Linked DNA regions of Homo sapiens: region 2 is linked to region 1. Evidence: chromatin contacts called from ENCODE Hi-C or POLR2A ChIA-PET data. All regions are on one chromosome and are shown on one strand. The core of a region is the stretch at or near the end of the contact, and the rest is flanking DNA. Distances in the headings are between cores, read along the strand shown. Region 1 holds the start of ST3GAL2 (ST3 beta-galactoside alpha-2,3-sialyltransferase 2). Region 2 overlaps ST3GAL2 (ST3 beta-galactoside alpha-2,3-sialyltransferase 2).

What was found. A loop is a pair of places that touch in the nucleus more often than their neighbours do. ChIA-PET counts read pairs that join two places held with the same protein, here RNA polymerase II (POLR2A). Pooled maps may share reads with other maps.
Region 2: a loop to region 1 is called in a map of CD14-positive monocyte, with 5 times the contacts of the local background. The contact joins the enhancer-like site here to the promoter of ST3GAL2 in region 1. A Hi-C loop is called at or near these places in 31 of 168 maps with a recorded cell type or tissue (A673, B cell, CD14-positive monocyte and 21 more), 37 of 37 single-sample maps with no recorded cell type and 26 of 50 pooled maps. POLR2A ChIA-PET finds 5 or more read pairs at or near these places in 28 of 52 experiments (A549, A673, AG04450 and 24 more).

The regions. Positions count from the first base shown.
Region 1 is chr16:70,436,255-70,441,178 of GRCh38, reverse strand. ST3GAL2 (ST3 beta-galactoside alpha-2,3-sialyltransferase 2) reads left to right here and starts at 2,079. Exons shown (of 7, transcript NM_006927.4): 1 at 2,079-2,230. RefSeq lists silencers at 1,928-2,107, 2,208-2,407 and an enhancer at 3,948-4,127.
Region 2 is chr16:70,402,081-70,407,004 of GRCh38, reverse strand. The region is part of intron 1 of ST3GAL2 (ST3 beta-galactoside alpha-2,3-sialyltransferase 2); the gene reads left to right. Among named protein-coding and RNA genes, the nearest start is that of ST3GAL2, 35 kb to the left of the region's middle. RefSeq lists an enhancer at 2,174-2,343. Within about 2 kb of position 2,529, at least 10 of the 41 ENCODE cell types and tissues checked have a DNase peak (open chromatin) inside an H3K27ac peak, as active enhancers do; they include A673, CD14-positive monocyte, CD4-positive, alpha-beta T cell and 4 more, where a contact is called at or near this core.

The sequences.
Region 1 (4,924 bases), core at 830-3,329:
CTTTTCTTTTTTATAAAGAGAGACAGGGTTTTTCCACGTTGCCTAGGCTGGTCTCAAACTCCTAAGCTCAGACAATCTACATGCCTAGGCCTCCTAAAGTGCTGCGATTACAGGCGTGAGCCACTGTGACCCGCCTCTGTAGAAGCCTTTTAATGTGGAGGGAGGAGGGTGGGTAAAATCACTTGTGTTGAGAGTCTGCCGGTGTTTTGTTTGTTTGTTTGTTTGTTTGTTTGTTTTTGAGACGGAGTCTTGCTCTGCCGGCCAGGCTGGAGTGCAGTGGCGCGACGTTGGCTCACTGAAACCTCCATCCCCCCGGATTCAAGTGATTCTCCTGCCTCAGCCTCCTGAGTAGCTGGGATTACAGGCGCCTGCCACCATGCCCGGCTAATTTTTATATTTTTAGTAGAGACGGAGTTTCACCATCTTGGCCAGGCTGGTCTTGAACTCCTGACCTCATGATCCACCTGCCTCAGCCTCCCAAAGTGCTGGGATTACAGGTGTGAGCCACCACGCCTGGCCCTTTTTTGTTTAAGACAGAGTCTCACTCTGTTGCCCAGGCTGGAGTGCAATGGCATGATCTCAGCTCACTGTAACCTCCAACTCCCAGATTCAAGCAATTCTCGTGCCTCAGCCTCCCAAGTAGCTGGGATTACAGGCACGCACTACCACACCCAGCTAATTTTTGCATTTTTGGTAGAGACAGGGTTTTGCCATGTTGGTCAGGCTGGTCTTAACTCCTGGCCTCATGTGATCCACCTGCCTCAGCCTCCCAAAGTGCTGGGGTCGTGATGACATCACTGCACTCCAGCCTGGGCGACAGTGAGACCTTGAGCAAAAACAAAGAGCGTTCCTGTGCTAAAGGGGACTAGACTGGGACCCTGCCTTTCCGGGTTTGGCTCTTCAGGGCCATTATTAATTATCCCACACAAGGGCCATCCTTGAAAGAGGATACCGGTGTGTTAGCAGCAAACACCAACAGCAGAGGTTATCAGGTTATCAAGGTAGTAACCGGCAGCATGAGCAACACCTGGAGACGGGGTAGCAATGCCAATTCTGGGGCCTGCCCTAGAGCTAAAAGAACCAGAAGCTGAGGGTGGGGGCAGCAATCTGCGTTTAAACAAGCTGGCCAAGAGGATCCCATACACACCAAAAATTCAGAACCACTTCAGCCTCACTTCAGCCTGTTGGAGGGCGAAACTGCAGTCTACCTGGAGTTTCATAAAGGTTTTGAAATAGGTGCGGAAGTTAGGGAAAGGATGGGCTAATAAAAGACATGGCAAATATTTAAAATGCATTCACTTTACCCTCAACAGCAGGAAGCTACGGGCATCTAAGAGAGAGCCTGCAAGGGGGAGATGCCCCGGTGGATGAGGAACCAATAGACACTCTGCCCCCTTTTCCTCTTTTCCTAGGTGGGGAACACAAAGTCCAGCGAGGCCAAACCCCCGCTCGCACCGCTGATGGGGTCTCTCTCCCCTCAGGCCAGGGCGCAGCGGCCCCACCGCAGCTCGGGCTTTCAGAGCCCGGGCGTGAAGCCAAGCTGGCCTCAGGTCGCGGCTCTTTGAGAGCGCGAGTGGGAACAGTGCCCTCCGGCCGGGCTCGTCAGCAGCTGGCCACAGCAGCATCTGAGAGGCGTCCTCGGCTAGTGTGCACCTCCCTAGGAACCCACGTATCCAACCCGGCTCGGGGCCGTCTGCTCCAGCCGCTGGAGCCCGGCCTTCTGAGAATGAAGACTTCCCATCCCCCTCCGTCTCCCCTCCTGCACGGCGGACCCCCTGAGCCCTAGCGAAACTACAAAGCCCACAATCCCTGGGATGCGCGCGCTGTCTTCTGGGAGATGTAGTCCTGGATGCGGGGCGCCCCTAGCGACCCAGCGCCCGCTGGACTCCATATCCCAGCATGCCGGCGCGCGTGCGGGGGGCGGAGGGAGGGAGAGACGGGGAGGATGTGAATGGGGTGGGGGCAGTCGCCCCTGTCCCCCACCCTTCCCTTCAAGCCGGGCAGGGGTGGGGGGAGGGGCCGGGCTGAGGCGGCGGCGGCGGCGGCGCTCGGGGAGGGTTGGGCCAGGCAAGGGCGGGACTAGCCCACGGCGGGCGGACGAGAGAGCTGCGAGCTAACGGGTCCGGACGACGGCGGCGGCGGCGGCGGCGGCGGCGACGGCTTTCTGCGCGGGCGGCGGCGGCGGCCGGAGCGGCGAGCATGGCCCGCGCGGCGCCGGGCGCTGACTGAGGTGCGCGGGTGGGATGAGGGCGGGCGGGATGCAGAGCGCCCCGGGCCCCCGGCTGCCCAGACCTCCCCTGCGCGGGCAGCTGGCGCGGCCCAGCGGCCCAGACCGGCCCGTTCCAGCCCGGCAACTTCCCCCGGGTCGGGGCGCCGGGCTCCCTCGTGTGGGCGGGGGTCCGCGCGCGTTGGCCTCATTCCGGATCCCCGCCTTCTGCTTTGCACGTCCAGCCGCTCCCAGCCTCCCAGGGCTCCCGCTCCGCTCCTTTGCCGGCAGCCCCCAACCCCAACCCCAGCCCCAGCCCCAGCCCTCGGAAGAGCTCTCTGCCCTGGTCCCGACTTCCAGTCCACTCCCTAGTTCGTACCGCTAACCCTGGGTCTCCCGGCCTCTGCTCCACCTGGGAGACCCCGGCCCCACTCTTGGCCAGAGCCTGTCTGCCCCATCAGCTCCTCTTTCCTCTCTCCCCTGTGATCTTTCCCCTACCTGGCACTGCCCCCTAACCATCCTCAGTGGCCCAGTTCTCACGGCTCGACCTTCCTACTTTGGGGAAACTGAGGCACGGCTGAAGCCAGAAACTTGGCCAAAGCGCCAGTCCCGTGGAGGCTGGTCTGAACCTCGTCTCTCCTCTCTCCTGTTCCTTCTCTGCCTTGGAATGGAAGTCATTTCTTACCCCCAGTCATTCCCCTGTGACTGGACCAAACTTCCCACCCCCTGCTACAGCTCTGGGCTGAGCTCACTTGAGTCTCCCCTTAGCTTCCTGCCGCTCCTGTTGGCCTTCCCTCCTTCGCATAACCCACTCCGGGTTCCCTCTGCCTGTAGAGGAGTCAGCACCAATTGCTTGCTTGCTCAAGTTAGCCTTTCGATTTATCTTTTGCCAACTGCATCCATCTCCCGTCTCCCATCTTCCCTCTTGCTTTACAGCTGCGTAAAGGAGCGGAGGATTGAGTCAAAGGTGGTGTTGGAGAAAGGGGCTAGAGAGGTGCTGGGGGCAGGCAGGGACCTGGGGCCTCTTTTCAGTCAAAGCCTCCGGGGGAGTACAGGGCACTCTGGGACCTCTGGCCAGTAACACACTCCCGCCTCGTCTTTGGGACGGATGTTTGGAAGCTGGTTGGCCACCCCTTCCTTGCCTGGTGGGCTCTGAAGCCCTTCTCAGGTGGAAGGTATCGCTGGTTTTTAGAGAGATGGTGGCATAAGAGGAGTCTGGGAGACCACACCCCTAAGCTTCATCTTGCTTCTGCTGCTAACTTTGGAGGGGTTGCCCTTTCAGGGAGGGATGCCTGCTGGCTGCCCTGATCTCTCTGTGGAGGAAGGCACAGAGTATGTGGGCGGTGATCTCAAGTTTAGTCGTGGGACTCAGGATTTAGAGGGAACGAGGGCTCAGAGAGGTGGCACAGATTTGCCTGTATTATTCAGGTTTTTTGTTTTGTCCTCTTCAGATTTTTTTTTTTTTGCGGGGGGGGCAGAGGGGGATAGTCATCCATTCTACCCCAATCCCCAGTTTCCCAGTGGGTTGGGTGGAGGAAAGGAGGGACAGGAGGCTCTAGGAGTTATGTGGGTTCCTGAAGGAGCAATCTTGATCTGAACCAGATGGTTCACTGCTTCAGCAACCCCCTTCCCAGCCCTCCCCCTTGGCTGTGAATTGGATGCTTTTAACCTTGTAACTTGAGAATGGAGGAAGGGAGGCCAGGGGGCCAACTGTCTGTGTGGGTGTTTATGTCTGCCTCTGCACCCTTGCTTGCAAGTCTGGCAGGGGCCTGTGGGAGTGACCCTGCCTGGGAGCGCATTGTTGTGATGTGCTGTGGCACGCTGATGGCTCCTGGGAACTTTTGGAGTGCAAATCCCAGATAAAGCCAAGCTTCTGAGAGCCACTGGCTATGGCCTCAGGGGAGCATTTCTACTCCGGCCAAGCCTCAGGGTAAGGACCACTCTTCTCGAGAAGGCACCTGGGATTAAGGAGTCTGCAATACCAGGATTGGGGATTTGGGGAGGCTTGGTTTTTCCATGTCTTTTCATGGCAAAAGAAGACCTGAGGGGTAGGGCCTGGGGAGAGGGGTGGGAAATGGATTATTTTGCGTTGTCCTATACCACATCCTGCCTTATTTTGGCCATATTTGTATACTTCATTTTGGCTCTCATTAGACTGTGGATGCTCTTCAAATGTGTCCTCATTTTCTGAAATACCACCACCTGGCTTGGTCCTTAGCACCTAGTGGGTGTTCAGTAAATGAATTACAGCGGAAGGTCTCATGGTTACAGGTTTAGGGAAGGATTCTTCACATTTGACTGAGAGTCATAGTCTCCTGGAGAGCTGGTTAAGGCACAGATTGTGTGTGTGTGAGGGGACTCCAGAGTTTTATGGTTTAATCTTGGTGGAGCCTATATTTTGCATCTCTCTCCAGCTCCCTAGGGCTAACACTTTGAGAACCACTGGTTTGGGGTCATCACAATTTCTTGAGAGATTAATCCAAGCAGATGCGAAGTCTTTTTTTTTTTTTTTTTCTTTTTTTGAGACGAAGTCTCACTCTGTTGCCCAGGCTGGAGTGCAGTGGCATGATCTCGGCTCACTGCAGCCTCTGCCTCCAGGGTTCAAGCAATTCTCTTGTCTCGGCCTTGTTGGCCACCCCTTCCTGGGGTGACAGGAACCTAGGATTACAGGCATACGCCACGACACCCCGCTACTTTTTGTATTTTTAGTAGAGACGG
Region 2 (4,924 bases), core at 1,280-3,779, 35 kb after region 1:
GGCTTTGCCACCTGTCCCACAGGTAGCCCCCCTCCAGGACGACACTCGATGCCATCATCTCGTGCTGCTCCCGGCCTTTGTTCCTCTGTTCACTTCTTTTTCCTGGATCATAAATTTCCCCTCTAATAATTCATTCCCATCAGTGTACACACATTCTAGACCATCTCTCAGCTGAATCCCATTCCACATTCCACTCTCTTACATCCCATTCCTTTTTTTTTTTTGAGACAGAGTCTCACTCTGTCACCCAGGCTGGAGTGCGGTGGCACGATCTTGGCTCACCGCAACCTCCACCTCCCAGGTTCAAGCGAGTCTCCTGCCTCAGCCTCCGAAGTAGCGGGATTACAGGCGCATGCCACCACACCCAGCTAATTTTTGTATTTTTAGTAGAGATGGGGTTTTGCCATGTTGGCCAAGCTGGTCTCAAACTCCTAACCTCAGGAGATCCGCCACCCTCGGCATCCCAAAGTGCTGGGATCACAGCTGTGAGCCACTGTGCCTGGCCCCCCACTCCAGCCCAGGCTGGAGTGCAGTGGCATAATCTCGGCTCATTGCAACCTCCACCTCCTGGGTTCAAGCATTTCTCCTGCCTCAGCCTCCCTAGTAGCTGGGACTACAGGTGCCTCTGCCACCACCCCCCGGCTAATTTTTGTTATTTTTAGTAGAGATGGGGTTTCACCATGTTGGCCCTGCCACCACCCACAGCTAAGTTTTGTTATTTTTAGTAGAGATGGGGTTTCACCATGTTGGCCAGGCCGATCTTGAACTCCTGACCCCAGGTGATCTGCCCACCTCGGCCTGCCAGAGTGCTGGGATTACAGGGGTGAGCCACCACGCCCAGCACCATTCTCTCTTTTTGTTGTAACACCTTTATTGAGCTATAATTCACACACCATGCAGTTCATCTCTTTGAAACATACAAGTCAGTGGCTTTTTTTTTTTTTGAGACGGAGTCCTGCTCTGTTGCCCAGGCCGGAGTGCAGTGGCATGATCTCGGCTCACTGCAAGCTCTGCCTCCCGGGTTCACGCCATTCTCCTGCCTCAGCCTCCTGAGTAGCTGGGACCACAGGCGCCCGCCACCATGCCTGGCTAATTTTTTTGTGTTTTTAGTAGAGACGGGGTTTCACCATGTTAGCCAGGATGGTCTTGATCTCCTGACCTCGTGATCCACCTGCCTCGGCCTCCCAAAGTGCTGGGATTACAGGCGTGAGCCACCGCGCCTGGCTGTCAGTGGCTTTTAACCTATTCACCACAAACAATTTTGGAACATCACCCCAGAAGAAAACTCCAACCCACTGGCAGTCATTCCCCATTCTTCTCTATCCTCCAGCCCCTGGCAACTGGTAATCTACTGTCTGTCTCTATGGATTTGCCTATTCTGTACATTTTACATAAATCATCTGGCATGGGGCCTTTTGTGCCTTATTCCTTTTTTTCCTTTTTTTTTTTTTTTTTTTTTTTTTTAAGACGGAGTCTCACTGTGTCACCCAGGCTGGAGTGCAGTGGCGCAATCTCGGCTCACTGCAAGCTCCGCCTCCCGGGTTCATGCCATTCTCCTGCCTCAGCCTTCCGAGTATCTGGTACTACAGGCTCCCGCCACCATGCCCGGCTAATTTTTTGTGTTTTTAGTAGAGATGGGGTTTCACCATGTTAACCAGGATGGTCTCGATCTCCTGACCTCGTGATCCGTCTGCCTCGGCCTCCCAAAGTGCTGGGATTACAGGCGTGAGCCACCGCACCAGGCTGTGCCTGGCTCCTTTCACTTAGCACAGGGTTTTCAAGTTCATCCATGCTGTAGCAGTGCCAGAACTTGATTCCTTTTTATATCTGAATAATACTCCCTTGTATGGATATACCACATTTTGTTTATTTATGTATTGGTTGATGGAACTTTGAGTTGTTTCCATGTTGGCACTCTTATGAATAATGCTGCTATAAATCATTTGTGTATGAGGTGTTTTTTTTTTTTTTTTGAGATGGAGTCTCACTCTGTCGCCAGGCTGGAGTGCAGTGGTGCGATCTCGGCTCACTGCAACCTCTGCCTCCCAAGTTCAAGCGATTCTCCTGCCTCAGCCTCCTGAGTAGCTGGGACTACAGGCGCACGCCAGCCATGCCCAGCTAATTTTTGTATTTTTAACAGAGATGGGGTTTCACCAAGTTGGCCAGATGGTCTTGATCTCTTGACCTCGTGATCTGCCCATCTTGGCCTCCCAAAGTGCTGGGATTACAGGTGTGAGCCACCGTGCCCGGCCATGTGTACAAGTTTTTATGTGAACCTAAGTTTTCATTTCTCTTGAGTATATACCTAGAAGTGGAATTGCTGAGTCATATATTATGGTGACTGTATATTTAATCTTTTGAGGAACTGCCAGACTGTTGCCCAAAGCGACTGCACCATTTCACATTCCCAATAGCAAAGTCTGAGGGTTCCAATGTCTCTGCGTCCTCACTAACACTGGTTATTATCTGTCTTGTTGGTTACAGCCACCCTGATGGGCAGGAAGTGGTATCTGATTGTGGTTTTGATTTGCATTTCCCTGATGATTAATGACGTTGAGCATCTTTTCCTGTGCTTGAGCCTCGCAATACCCCTGGATCAGTCATTGTGAAGGTCACCACTGCCCTCCATCCAGTGGTCAGTTCTCAGTCCTCGCCTTACTTTTTCAAACACTTGACACTGTTAATTCCTCCTTCATTCTCGAAACTTTCTTCTCTTGGCTTCCCAGATGCAGGGCTGTTTTTCCCCCTGCCTCATTGGCTGTTTCTTTCCTGGCTTCTCTTTCAGACAGCAGAGTACCCCAGGCTTTGTCCTGAGCCGCCTACTCTTGTCTGTGGTAGACCCTCCCTAGATCTTTTCTTCTGGTCCTGTAGTTTTAAGAATGAACTGTACTCTGATGACTCTCAGATATATCCCTCTAACTCTGACCTCACCCATGAGCTTCAAACAGGTGTGTTCAACTGCCTGTTTCCAACTGCATGTGGATGTCTAAAAAACTTTCTTTTTTTTTTCGAGTTGTGGTATCACTCTGTCACCCATCCTGGAGTGCCATGGCATGATCACGGCTCACTGCAACCTTGAACTCCTGGGCTCAAGTGATCCTTATGCCTAAGCCTCCTGAGTAGGTAGGACTGACTACAGGCACCTGCCACCATGCCCAGCTAATGTTTTTACTTTTTTGTTTGTTTGTTTGCTTGAGACAGTGTCTCACTCTGTCACCAGGCTGGAGTGCTGTGGTGCAATCTCAGCTCACACAACCTCTGACTCCCTGGTTCAAGCAATTCTCCTGCCTCAGCCTCCCGAGTAGCTGGGATTACAGGCACCCACCACCACGCCCAGCTAATATTTTGTATTTTTAGTAGAGATGGGGTTTCGCCATGTTGGCCAGGAAGGTCTCAATCTCCCGACCTCATGATCCGCCCGCCTCGGCCTCCCAAAGTGTTGGGATTACAGGCATGAGCCTTCATGCCCAACGTTTTTACTTTTTTGTGGAGATGGGGTCTTGCTGTGTTGCCCAGGCTGGTCTCAAACTCCTGACCTCAAGTGATCCTCCCGCCTTGGCCTCCCAAAATGTTGGGATTACAGACATGAGCCACCACAGCTGGCCTAAAAGACATCTTAAATTTAACCAGAACTTTTGTTTTTTCTCAGCCAAACCCATTAATTTTCTGTCTTTTCTGTATAGTGAATGACAGCCCCATCCACAAGGTTGCTCAGGCCACAGCCTCCATATCTCCCTGATTCCTGTCTTCCTCTTCCCACCCTGCTCCCCTCTTCCCTTCCCCATGGGCCCCCTCCTTGTACCCTCCAACTACCCTACTAGTTAAGCCCTTCAGAGTACATCCAGCCATTTCTCACCACCTCCACCACCTGGGATATTGCAACAGTTCCTTTCTGGTCTCCCTGCTAGTCTTACGCAACAGCCAGAGTAGTGCTTTAATAAAACATGTTTTAACCTAAAAGCATTTTAGATTTTACTACGAAATGCATCATAGACTCAAAGTAGTATATATCGTATTTGTGCTCTTTACAGAATAAACATAAGAAATACTCCATGGCTAGGCGCAGTGGCTCATGCCTGTAATCCCAGCACTTTGGGAGGCTGAGGCGGGTGGATCACCTGAGGTCAGGAGTTAAAGACCAGCCTGGCCAACATGGTGAAACCCCATCTCTACTAAAAATACAAAAAATTAGCTGGGTGTGGTGGCACATGCCTGTAATCCCAGCTACTCAGGAGGCTGAGACAGGAGAATCGTTTGAACCCAGGAGGCGGAGGCTGCAGTGAGCCAAGATCACGCCACTGCACTCCAGCCTGGTGACAGAGCAAGACTCCGTCTCAAAAGAAAAAAAAATACTTCTGTACCCACCACCTGGATTACAAGGTACCCAGTACTCCTGAAGCCTCTTCAGCCCTCCTTATTTCATCTACCTCTCTTCCCCCTCCAGAGGAATTCCCTGAATTTTGTGTTGTTTCCTTGATTTTCTCTATTATTATCTTTATAGAGAGGCATAGAAAATGTCTTGCTTAGCTTTGCGTATTTTTTAGCTTTTCATGGATTCATGCTGTGATCATTTATCCATGACTACTCTTTTTGCTCGATATAATGTTTTTTGGCCATATTCATCCCTGTTAATGTCTGAAACCGGAGTTCATTCATTTTACTATATGGTACAAAATGCACCACAATTTATCCATTCTTTTTTTTTTTTTTTTTTTTTTTTTGAGAAATAGTTTCGCTCTTGTTGCCCAGGCTAGAGTGCATTGGCACGATCTCCCACTCCTGGGTTCAAGCGATTCTCCTGCCTCAGCCTCCCAAGTAGGTGGGATTACAGGCATGTGCCACCATGCCCGGCTAATTTTGTATTTTTAGTAGAGATGGGGTTTCTTCACGTTGGTCAGGCTGGTCTCGAACTCCCAACCTCAGG